2 separate regions of the Homo sapiens genome follow, and region 2 is linked to region 1. The links are chromatin contacts, found by Hi-C or POLR2A ChIA-PET in ENCODE. All regions are on one chromosome and are shown on one strand. Each heading gives the region's core, a stretch centred on a gene start or an enhancer-like site at or near the end of the contact. The rest is flanking DNA. Distances are from core to core; before and after follow the strand shown.

The links. A loop is a pair of places that touch in the nucleus more often than their neighbours do. ChIA-PET counts read pairs that join two places held with the same protein, here RNA polymerase II (POLR2A). Pooled maps may share reads with other maps.
Region 2: a map of B cell shows a loop between it and region 1 (28-fold over the local background). The contact joins the promoter of TSNAX-DT here to the promoter of CNIH4 in region 1. A Hi-C loop is called at or near these places in 1 of 168 maps with a recorded cell type or tissue (B cell) and 5 of 50 pooled maps. POLR2A ChIA-PET finds 5 or more read pairs at or near these places in 1 of 52 experiments (activated naive CD4-positive, alpha-beta T cell).

The regions. Positions count from the first base shown.
Region 1 is chr1:224,355,548-224,358,247 of GRCh38, reverse strand. CNIH4 (cornichon family member 4) reads right to left here and starts at 1,369. Exons shown (of 5, transcript NM_014184.4): 1 at 1,255-1,369. The coding sequence starts at 1,323. RefSeq lists enhancers at 519-1,019, 1,577-1,716 and a silencer at 927-1,296.
Region 2 is chr1:231,527,173-231,529,975 of GRCh38, reverse strand. It overlaps TSNAX-DT (TSNAX divergent transcript), which reads left to right and starts at 1,420. Exons shown (of 3, transcript NR_173106.1): 1 at 1,420-1,556; 2 at 2,561-2,638. TSNAX (translin associated factor X) reads right to left here and starts at 1,307. Exons shown (of 6, transcript NM_005999.3): 1 at 1,150-1,307; 2 at 617-721. The coding sequence starts at 1,165. It overlaps TSNAX-DISC1 (TSNAX-DISC1 readthrough (NMD candidate)), which reads right to left and starts at 1,323. Exons shown (of 16, transcript NR_028393.1): 1 at 1,150-1,323; 2 at 617-721. RefSeq lists enhancers at 551-1,750, 1,219-2,040.

The sequences.
Region 1 (2,700 bases), core at 120-2,619:
GCACCATTCTCATTGTGCATATCTAGGAAATAAACATTTCCTATTTTAAAGATCAGAAAACTGAGGCTTAGGGAAATAATGTGCAAGCAAAGAGCTAGCTGACCAGGAAATCTGATTCCAAATTTTGTCCCTTTCCACTACAACAGGATGCCAGTCCACAATGAAAAATGAAGCTGCACTGAACATATACTCTGTACGACTATCCTAAAGCCCGCATGCTCTAGCAAACAAATGGTTTAATCCGATCAGAAACAGGTACATGTGATTTCCAAGAAAGGAAGCTGAAATGCGGAGTTCCTCATACGTTTTTTCTTATATTTAATTACTTAAACCTGGATGGTGCAATACAACATTGGGCAACAACTAAGCCTAGATGCTTTGTCAAGAGATGGGAAGAGTTGTAGCCGACATGGCTACTGCAGTGCTAAATTCAACCACCATTTATTGCTCTGGAAAACAGTTTGAATACTGCAACTTAAGTTTTAACATGGATCGATAGAAAAATTTAAAAGCTGAGAAACGATTGGGAACTACAGCAGATGTAGTTATTGAATTTACAGATCTGCAACCACCGGGGACAACCAAAATAATCACTTTGTAGACAGTTGTTAAAACAACTCCTTTCCAACACTCACTACAAAACGGCACAGTGAAGGAAGCAACTTCGCTCCTTTGGCGAATGAGTCAACTCCTGGATGTGAAAGGTCCCTGCAAGTACTAACACCCGCCAGAACAAAGGGGCGGGTGCCGGGGGTGTTGCGTGGGGAACAGGAGGAGGCAAATGGCCCGCACTTATCCCGGCACCCGACTGTCGCAAGCGACCGCCCTTGGGACCCCCAATATCCGACGAAGAGCACGGCGCAGGGCCTCTCCCAGAAAAACAGCGACGCTTCTCTCCCGAGGGCGGCCGTGGCTCAGGCAGGGCTGGTCCGGGCGCCGCGGGGACGAGCGGAGAGCAGGCGGGCAGGCCGAGACGGGGCGCGCCCGGAGAGGCCCACTCGGACCCGAGTGAGGGGCGGCCGGCAACCCAGGCAGGGCAAGTGCGTGCAGGGCAGCAGGGCCCGTCGGGTAGGGCAGCCAGCCTCTCCTACCCGCTCCGGGGCCCGCGCCACCGCCCCGGCCAGGCCAGCTCCCAGGGAGCCCACGCCCGCCGCCGGGCGCCTCCCTAGTCCCACACACCTGCCCGGGTGCCCAACTGGCCCACCCTCAGCCGTGTCCCCCGGCAAGGCGTTCGCCTGCCTCAGGCAAGGATACGAAGTAGACCGAGAGGAAGATGAGCGCGCAACAATCGAGGAGAGAGAAGACGAACACCACCGCCTCCATCCTCCTCCTCCGTCGCCGCCGCTCCTTCCGTCAAACCCGCTCGGATGCCCCGACCCACCCCTGATAGGCCCTTGCCGGGGCTGGCTGAGGCGTGTGGTCCTCGAATCCTGGTGTGGCATGCCGGGAGTTGTAGTCCATATTTTAAAAAACTCTACGGCCCTAATTCTGACGCATGCTGGGAATTGTAGTTCATTAGTACAAGTCCATATCAAAGAGGTGGGCAGGGCCTCTTTCATAAATCCGATTATTTCCAGAAATGGAATTAATCAACAAGTATTTACTCAACGCTTTTCTTTTAAAGAGCTGGGGTCTTGCTCTGTCGTCCAGGCTGGAGTGCAGTGGCGTGATAGAGCTCACTATGACCTCGAATTCCTGGGCTCAAGCAATCCTTCCACCTCAGCCTCCCGACATGCCCAGCTAATTTTATTTTATTATTTCTCATTTTATTTTATTTTTTGAGACAGGGTCTCACTCTGTCGCCCAGGCTGGAGTGCAGTGGCATGGTCACAGCTCACTGCAGCCTCTACCTCCTGGCCTCAGGTGATCCTCCCACCTCCGCCTCCTGAGTACCTGGGATTACAGGAATGTACCACCACGCCTGGCTAATTTTTTGTATTTTTAATAGAGATGGGGTTTTTGCCATGTTGCCCAGGCTGGTCTCGAATTCCTCGGCTCAAGCGATCTGCCTGCCTCAGTCTCCCACAGTGCTGGAATTACAGGCCTGAGCCACTGCACCAGTCTCTACTGAACGCTTTTAATCCGGATATCCAGTAGGATGTATTTCCCATGTGTGAAATTTTCTTTAGAGTTGGCTCTAGAACCATTGCATTCCCTGACTTAGGATTTGTAAGGGGTTTTCATCTCAAAGCACAAATCTAACTTAATGCTCCTGGCTTGACTTTTGCGATTTGCCCTTCCCTTCCTGATTTCAATTTCTCCAGAGATTTCACAGTCCTTTGTTTATCCTCTCCTACAGCAATGTTTCTCTCCTCTCTAGATTTTAAGATCTTTAAGAAGTGAATACGATGTCTTACTCATCCATTCATTCATTTAACAAATACAGTTGTATTTGCAGGGGCTACTTTCCAAGACCCCCAAGTGGATGCCTGACACGATGGATAGTACCAAACCTTATGTGTACTATGTTTTTTCCTATATATACATACCTATGATAAAGCTTAATTTATAGATCAGGCACAGTAGGAGATTAACAAGTAATAATAAGATAGAACAATTATACTGTAATAAAAGTTATGTAAATGTGGTCTTTCTGTCTCAAAATATCTTATTGTACTGACCCTTCTTTTTGAGATGATGTATGATGATAAAATGCCTATGTGATAAGATGAAGAGACAGATGCAGCCTCTCCAGTGATT
Region 2 (2,803 bases), core at 171-2,670, 7.2 Mb before region 1:
AAATAGGAATCAACCAGCTAAGCCCTTCCCAGATTCCTTAATCACAGAAACGTAAGGTACAGGATAGTGGATAGACAGGGACAAAAGGAAGAGGATTTTGTTTTGTGTTTGTTTTGAATTGAGGAATAACTTGTCCAAGTTAATATGCTGAGAAAAGGGGACTGTGAAAATATGTGTATATAGATATGCGAGATTCACTAATAGATACAAGCTCCCACTCTGTGCTAAGTGTTACAGTTAAAACAAAGATACCGTCCCTGTCTTCAAGTCTAGTAGAGGAAACAAATACACACTAAATGAAAATATATTTTAGCATATAACAGATGAGTAAATATTATCAGGTACACAATTCTTGAGTATGTGACATGTCAAATATTAATTAATGTTTACTGTTTCTTGTGTTTAAGTCATGTTTACCTGATTACTAATATTTCTCTTAATGGGACATAAAAGTGAAGGCCTTTGTAATCCAGACTTTTAGGGTACATCTAGCGCCATCACAAAACCTCCAGCTAAAGTTTCACATTAAATTCTTAGGGACTGTTTTCTTGCGCATAACCATGGCTAAATAATTTTGTTCTCTCCCCTTCTTCAACTTACATTGCAGAGAACTTACATTTAAAGGCCAACATCACGGGTGAAGATGAATTAACATCCTTCCCTTCTCTTCTTTGGTTATGTGGGAAATTGTCATGCTTCCTTTTCCTGAACCCTCCTGATCCTTATATAGAGAAGAAAAAAAGAGAGGGATCTTCCATCACCAAGAGTTTGCAAAACACAACATAGACAAACCTACTCCTTGCTTTAAAACCAGATACCCACAGGGCCCTCGCCTTAGAGGCTTTCTCCGCAGACTGACAGAGACGCTGCCCAGGCCTTTCCAAGCAAATCATCCAAGTTTCCACCAACTGGTGCTATGATCTGGCATTACAGCAATTACTGAACTAGGATAAAATCACACCTCAAAAATTTAAGAAAAAAGGAGGTGTAAACAGGGCCGATCTGGCCGGGGAGAGAAACAGAGGGGCCGCCCCCGAGTCTACAAGGGACGAAGGCATCCTTCAAGGGTGAAAAGGGGAAAACTGCATAGAAAGACTGGAGAACCTCCCCCTCCGGATAAATAACGCCCCGTGTTGTTAAGGACGCCACCTTCTTTGTTGCTCATGTCGTCACAGCCTACGGTGAGACGAGCGGAGACTGAAGGACCTGGAGCAAGAGGAGTGCGCGAGGTACAGGCCGAGGGAACCTGGGAAAACAGCCTGCAGAAAAACGCTTTGCAGCCGGGCCGACTACAACGCAGTGGCCGGAAGTCTCCTCTCACGTACTTCCGGCCTGCGTCCGGAGGGGAGGGGAGGCCGTCGCCGCTGGCTCCGCCCACCGCGTGGTCCAAGGACCACCACCCGCCACCGCCGCGCGAGCGTACTATTGCGGCCGCCCTCTGCTGCGCCTGAAGAGAGAGGCGACTCTACAAGCCTCACAGCATGCACTGTTACTAAAAAGACGATGCGTCCTCCTGGACCTGAGATCTGTGTGATCGTGGGAAAGCGACGAAAAACGTACGTAATTTTTTTCTGAAGGCACCTTCGGGACACCTTACCCTTCCCTCAGGGGGGCCCAGCTTCGCGCGCGGTGCTGTGGGGGTTGTAGTTCCTCCGCCGGAGCGGGACCTCCGGTGCCCCGGGCCAGGGATGTGAGAAAGAAGCGAGCCCTCGAGTTTCCTCGGGGCATGTGGGAAGGTTTTTTTCAGGATCCAGGCAGAACCTTACAGAGCTGGGAGTTTTTTAACTTTCCATTCCTGGCAGTGACGCCAGGAGCTTTAAGTGATGGAAATATGCGAGTCAATCAGTGGATGGTGTTAGTACTGTTTTCTCTTATGAAGATCAAGCCTGCCCTTCGGGTCTACTTCCACCTTTTCCCCCTGCCCGTCTCCCACCGTCTCCCTCCTCTCCACTGGCTCTCAGAAGCCGGACAGCCTGTGTTCAACTTGCCTCCACGGAGTGGTTGTGTGACCTTGATGAAGCACGCAACTTCTCTGCCTCAGTTTCCTTATCTGTAACATAGGGATAGAATAGTACCCGCCTTGTAGGGTTATTTGAGGATGAAAGGAGTTAAGTCTCGTGAAAACGCTCTTTCACATATAACTGCTCAATTAAATATTAAATACCATACTCCTCTCCCACCAGGGCTCTCCCAAACAAAATGATAGACAGGTGAGTAATAGCAGCTGTGTTCCACTAAACTGTGGGCATTTCATTATGAGCAGGTGCTGCCACCATATCTAGACTTTGTGCCGCCCCTTAGCCCCAGTGCTTCTCAGCGCTGTGATCCGGTCCCATGTAAGCTTCCGTCAATGTTTGTTGAAGAATCATGTTCCTGGTGTCAGAATAGGTAACTAGATGGCAATTCAGCACCGTCTAGAGAGAAACTCAGGCCAAGGCTTCATAACTGGGGTGCCCTAGGCCTAGTACAGAAAACACAAGTACATTTTAAGCTTTCTCTAAATAACCTCTCTATTGTGGTCATGTGTTGAACACACAGTCTTTTCTCCTTGTTAATTTAGGAACAAAGGAACAGTAAATGGAGTAACTTGGCTAGAATATGGCAGTAACTACAAGGCATGTTCTGCTCTGGCACGAAGGTAACCACCACTCATACCTCTCCAGCCCTGTGAATACGTCAATTGACTAAGCAGATTCCTTGAGGATAAAGTAGGCTCCTGGGGACCTTGCTTGTTGGGCTACTTGCTTTGTGGATGTTAAACAGATAATTCTCATGAGTTTGAGTGACGTCTGATCTACCAGTA